2 separate regions of the Homo sapiens genome follow, and region 2 is linked to region 1. The links are chromatin contacts, found by Hi-C or POLR2A ChIA-PET in ENCODE. All regions are on one chromosome and are shown on one strand. The core of a region is the stretch at or near the end of the contact, and the rest is flanking DNA. Distances in the headings are between cores, read along the strand shown.

Evidence for each region. A loop is a pair of places that touch in the nucleus more often than their neighbours do. ChIA-PET counts read pairs that join two places held with the same protein, here RNA polymerase II (POLR2A). Pooled maps may share reads with other maps.
Region 2: a loop to region 1 is called in a pooled map, with 1.8 times the contacts of the local background. The contact joins the promoter of EFCAB10 here to the enhancer-like site in region 1. A Hi-C loop is called at or near these places in 2 of 168 maps with a recorded cell type or tissue (HepG2 and K562), 28 of 37 single-sample maps with no recorded cell type and 7 of 50 pooled maps. POLR2A ChIA-PET finds 5 or more read pairs at or near these places in 1 of 52 experiments (SK-N-SH).

The regions. Positions count from the first base shown.
Region 1 is chr7:105,446,979-105,449,678 of GRCh38, reverse strand. No RefSeq gene overlaps it. Among named protein-coding and RNA genes, the nearest start is that of SRPK2, 59 kb to the right of the region's middle. RefSeq lists an enhancer at 1,391-1,510. Within about 2 kb of position 1,323, at least 2 of the 41 ENCODE cell types and tissues checked have a DNase peak (open chromatin) inside an H3K27ac peak, as active enhancers do.
Region 2 is chr7:105,580,175-105,582,874 of GRCh38, reverse strand. It overlaps EFCAB10 (EF-hand calcium binding domain 10), which reads left to right and starts at 1,382. Exons shown (of 5, transcript NM_001355526.2): 1 at 1,382-1,517. The coding sequence starts at 1,412. It also overlaps the pseudogene YBX1P2. RefSeq lists enhancers at 967-1,477, 1,478-1,990.

The DNA.
Region 1 (2,700 bases), core at 74-2,573:
ATGTTCTAGGCACAAATCCTTTACCAGGTATACGATTGGCAAATATTTTCTCCCATTCCATGGGTTGTCTACTTTCTTTTTTTTTTTTTTTTCTTTTGAGACAAGATCTCATTGTTGCTCAGGCTGTCTGTAGTAACACGATCACGGATCACTGAGGCCTCAACCTCCCAGGCTTAAAAGTAGCTGGGACTACAGGCACACACCACTACAGGCTAATTTTTGTATTTTTGGTAGAGATGGGGTTTCACCATGTTGTCCAGGCTGGTCTTGAACTCCTGAGCTCAAGCCATCTGCCTGCCTCGGCCTCCTAGAGTGCTGGGATTACAGGCTTGAGCCACTGAGCCTGGCCTATCTTTACTTTCTTGAGGGTTGGGTTTTTGTTTTGTTTTGTTTTTTGAGACAAAGTCTTGCTCTGTCACCAGGCTGGAGTACAGTGGCGTGATTTTGGCTCACTGCAACCTCCCCCTCCCGGGTTCAAGCGATTCTCCTGCCTCAGCCTCCCGAGTAGCTGAGACCACAGGCACATGCCACCACGCCCACCTAATTTTTGTATTTTTAGTAGAGACGGGATTTCACCATGTTGGCCAGGATGGTCTCGATCTCTTGACCTCGTGATCTGCCTGCCTCGGCCTCCCAAAGTGCTGGGATTACAAGCGTGAGCCACTGCGCCCAGCTGAGGGTTGGGTTTTAAAGGCTGTAGGAGTTATTCTTTATTGAAATTTTGTTTCTAAACTAAGTTCCTATGGTGTCCATAATAACTAGATTGCTGCAGTGTCCACAGTAACCATCTGAAAATGGATTTTCATGACTGGGAGGGCTCAGGGTTAAGCGCAAGAATTCACAACCATAACTTTACAGGATGAAAATAGTCAGGCACTGCCAGGAGCGGTGGCTCACACTTGTAATCCCAGCACTTTGGGAGGCCTAGGCAGACGGATCACTTGAGATCAGGAGTTGAAGACCAGTCTGGCCAACATGGTGAAACCCTGTCTCTACTAAAAATACAAAAATTAGCCGGGCGTGGTGGTGGGCGCCTGTAATCCCAGCTACTTGCTGGGCTGAGGCACGAGAATTTCTTGAATCCGGGAGGCAGAGGTTGCAGTAAGCCAAGATCTCGCCACTGCACTCCAGCCTAGGCGACAGAGTGAGACTCCGTCTCAAAACAAACAAACAACAACAACAACAACAAAAAAAACCACTTAGGCGCACTTGGGAACGCTTTTGTTTCAGCTCAGTTCAACTCCACCTGCACCCTCTGAGAGCTGCAAATGGGGAACATAACTCTCCTTAGCCCAGCACCCACGTCTGTTCTCTACTAGCCACATTCATCCTGTTTTCTACATTTCTCTCTTCCTGTTTACAAAATTAATTTTCAACATAGAAGATCTTACTACCTGTTTTGGCCTAGACAAATGTTTCACTACCAAAAAACTTGCTCGTCAAGCTGACACAGAGTCATTCCACTTAACGAGTTAGCCACCTTCCATTAGCTGGAAAGATGATAGAGTCTTAGTTGATCCTTTTTTCTAATAATAATATCTGTCTAATAAAGTGGAGCTAAAGTCTGTTTCTTTCCTGTGCCATCCTGGTTTCTTAGGACCCCTGCACATTAATTAGGAGGAAGTCATGATGTGGATAACTCCAAAAGGTGAAAATCCAAAAGTAAATAAAGCACTGGAGGCTGCTGTGATAAAGAGGAAAGGACGTCAAACCAGGAGTCAAAATGCACAGGCTGAAGTCCTGGCCCTGCCACTGACTGTTGCTCAGAGACCTTCAGAGATCCACATCCCTCCTCCGGACCTCAGCTTTCTCCAGAGAATCCCTCAATGCTAACTGTTGCAGAGTACTCCATGGAGTGCACCCATCACACGTGGACTACACGGAGCTCCAGGGATGGACATCAGATTTGCCTCTAACTCCTCATCACCCTAAACAACATTGTCATCAACTCCATTGCACATGTCTCCTTGTGGACCCATCACAGCACCATCAGTTCCCACTGTTGCAGGCTAAGGAAGAAGCCTGTACACAGTCCCATCTGGGTGGGATTGGCTGTCCACAGAGGTAGGAAGACGAAGTGATGCCAAGTAGGATCATCTTCCCTCCAGAACTTGGGCCCAGTCTTCCAGGAGTTGTCATCTGTGCTTGGAGCAATAACTCATTTTCTCTCCTCTCTTACCATGTGAATTTTTCACTACTTTAAAAAATTGCTGGCTGGGCATGGTGGCTCACGCCTGTAATCCCAGCACTTTGGGAGGCCGAGGCGGGTGGATCACGAGGTCAGGAGATCAAGACCATCCTGGCTAACATGGTGAAACCTCGTCTCTACTAAAAATACAAAAAATTAGCCAGGCGTGGTGGCAGGTGCCTGTGGTCCCAGCTACTTGGGAGGCTGAGGCAGGAGAATGGCGGGAACCTGGGAGGCAGAGCTTGCAGTGAGCTGACATAGCGCCACTGCACTCCAGACTGGGCAACAGAGCGAGACTCAGTCTCAAAAAAAAAAAAAAAAAAAATTGCTGGCCAGGCACGGTGGCTCACGCCTGTAATCCCACCACTTTGGGAGGCCAAAGCAGGTGGATCACCTGAGGTCAGGAATTTGAGACCAGCCTGGCCAACATGGTGAAACCCCGTCTCTACCAAAAATACAAAAATTAGCCAGGCATGGTGGCGGGTGCCTGTAGTCCCAGCTACTTAAGAGGC
Region 2 (2,700 bases), core at 133-2,632, 130 kb before region 1:
GGTGCGGAGGCAGCAAATGTTACAGATCCTGGTGGTGTTCGAGTTCAAGGCGGTAAATATGCAGCAGATCGTAACCATTATAGACGCTATCCACGTCATAGGGGTCCTCCACGCAATTACCAGCAAAATTACCAGAACAGTGAGAGTGGGGAAAAGACCGAGGGATCGGAGAATGCTCCCGAAGGCCAGGCCCAACAATGCCGGCCCTACCGCAGGCAAAGGTTCCCACCTTACTACATGCGGAGACCCTATGGGTGTCGACCACAGTATTCCAGCCCTCCTGTGCAGGGAGAAGTGATGGAGGGTGCTGACAACCAGGGTGCAGGAGAACAAGGTAGACCAGTGAGGCAGAATATGTATCGGGGATATAGACCACGATTCCGCAGGGGCCCTCCTTGCCAAAGACAGCCTAGAGAGTACGGCAATGAAGAAGATAAAATCAAGGAGATGAGACCCAGGGTCAGCAGCCACCTCAACGTCGGTACCGCAGCAACTTCAATTACCAACGCAGATGCCCAGAAAACCCTAAATCACAAGATGGCAAAGAGACAAAATCAGCCAATCCACCAGCTGAGAATTCGTCTGCTCCCGAGGCTGAGCAGGGCGGGGCTGAGTAAATGCCGGCTTACCATCTCTACCATCATCCGGTTTAGTCATCCAACAAGAAGAAATATGAAATTCCAGCAATAAGAAATGAACAAAAGATTGGAGCTGAAGACCTTAAGTGCTTGCTTTTTGCCCGTTGACCAGATAAATAGAACTATCTGCATTATCTATGCAGCATGGGGTTTTTATTATTTTTACCTAAATATGTCTCTTTTTGGTAATAACAAACGTGTTTTTTTTAAAAAGCCTTGTTTTTCTCAATACGCCTTTAAAGGTTTTTAAATTGTTTCATATCTGGTCAAGATGAGATTTTTAAGCACTTTATTTTTAATTTGTAATAAAAGTTTACAACTTGATTTTTTCAAAAAAGTCAACAAACTGCAAGCACCTGTTAATAAAGGTCTTAAATAATAATAATAAAAAGAACTCTCCACTGGGCACCCTCAAAATTGCACAAGTTCCTTCTGTTATTAGTTCATGCTGAGTTGTGATGCCAGCACTTCAAGCCTTGTTAATCATTGGATCAACAAGTACCGAGCTAGGTGCTAGAGAGAGATGGAAAAAGGCACCTGGGCCCAGCCCTAAGCCTGGATCGCGGACAGTGACGTTGGTCCACACCTCACCTGCCCTCTCTGCCCTGCTACATGCCCCAGGCTTGCCCTGAACCGTGAGCTCTAGAAATTCCAGGTCCGGGTCGCAGCCACAGGGCAGTCAGGCGTGTCACGTGACCGCGCCGGGTAGAGGGAGACAGAGTCGCACGGCTGAGACGCCAGGCAGTCGCCTAGCAACAGCGGGACGCGGAGCGATGGAGACCAGCAGCAGGGAGCTCCAAGCCGCGGAGTATTTGGAAAAGCATCAGATCAAGGAGGTGGTTAGCTACCTCACCAGCGCCCTCCTTTTCTTTCGGCCGGGTAAGGGCCCCCATGCCCCGGTACAGCCATACCTCCATGTGGGGTTCGCTTCCCACACGAAACCCCCCTCTTACACATTCGCTTTCCACTGCCTCCCAGCCACGTGAGCCCTTCTGCTGTTGATTAACTCTGCGGCCTTCAATAAAAGTCCCTCAGGCTGCAGTACAATGGCGTGATCTCATTTCACTACAACCTCCACCTCCTGGTGGCGATTCTCAGGGGCGATTCTCCTGCCTCAGCCTCCTGAGTGGCTGAGATTACAGGCGCCCGCCACCATGCATGGCTAATTTTTGTATTTTTAGTAGCGACAGGGTTTCGTCATGTTGGTCAGGCTGGTCTCGAACTCCTGACCTCAGGTGATCTGCACGCCTCGGCGCCTCAAAGTGCTGGGATTGTAGGCGTGAGCCACCGCGCACGGCCAAAGTTTTTAATCTGGCAACTAAACAATTGATAGGGTAGGATAGAAGATGTTCTAGAGGGGATCGCTTTTCCTGACTTTTTTTACACATCTGAACCCCCTACAAAATTTGAATCGTTTTGTAATTTGGGAGTGGTGTGTCATTTAAAAGTTATATTTAGGTGAAAATGGTTTTATGTCCTCCCCAGGGTGCAGAATTGTAATTTGCCGACCTCCATATGGAGCGTCCGAAATGCCAAAATTGTCCATTTGCTTCTGTGTAAGGAAGTGGAAATACCAAACATTCCAATTTTGCCAAAAAACACCCAACCAATATCATGTATAGGAGACAGAGTTCTTGCTAGTTGTTTTAAAGTATTAAAACAAATATTAGAAAGAAAAAAAAAGGCCGGGCACGAGATGGCGCCACTGCAGCCTGGGCGACAAAGCGAGATCCTATCTCAAAAATAAAAATAAAAATAAAAAATAGGCCAGGAGCAGTGGCTCAGGCCTGTAATCCCAGTACTTTGGGAGGCCGAAGCGGGTGGATCACTTGAGTTCAGGAGTTTGAGACCAGCCTGGCCAACATGGTGAAACCTCGTGTCTGCTACAAATACAAAAAATTAGCCGGGTGTGGTAGCGCATGCCTGTAATCCCAGCTATTCGTGAAGCTCCTTGGGGGCGGTGACTCACGCCTATAATACCAACGCTCTGGGAGGCTGTGGTGGGCAGATCACTTGACTTCAGGAGTTCATAGACCAGCCTGGGCAACATGGCAAAACCCCA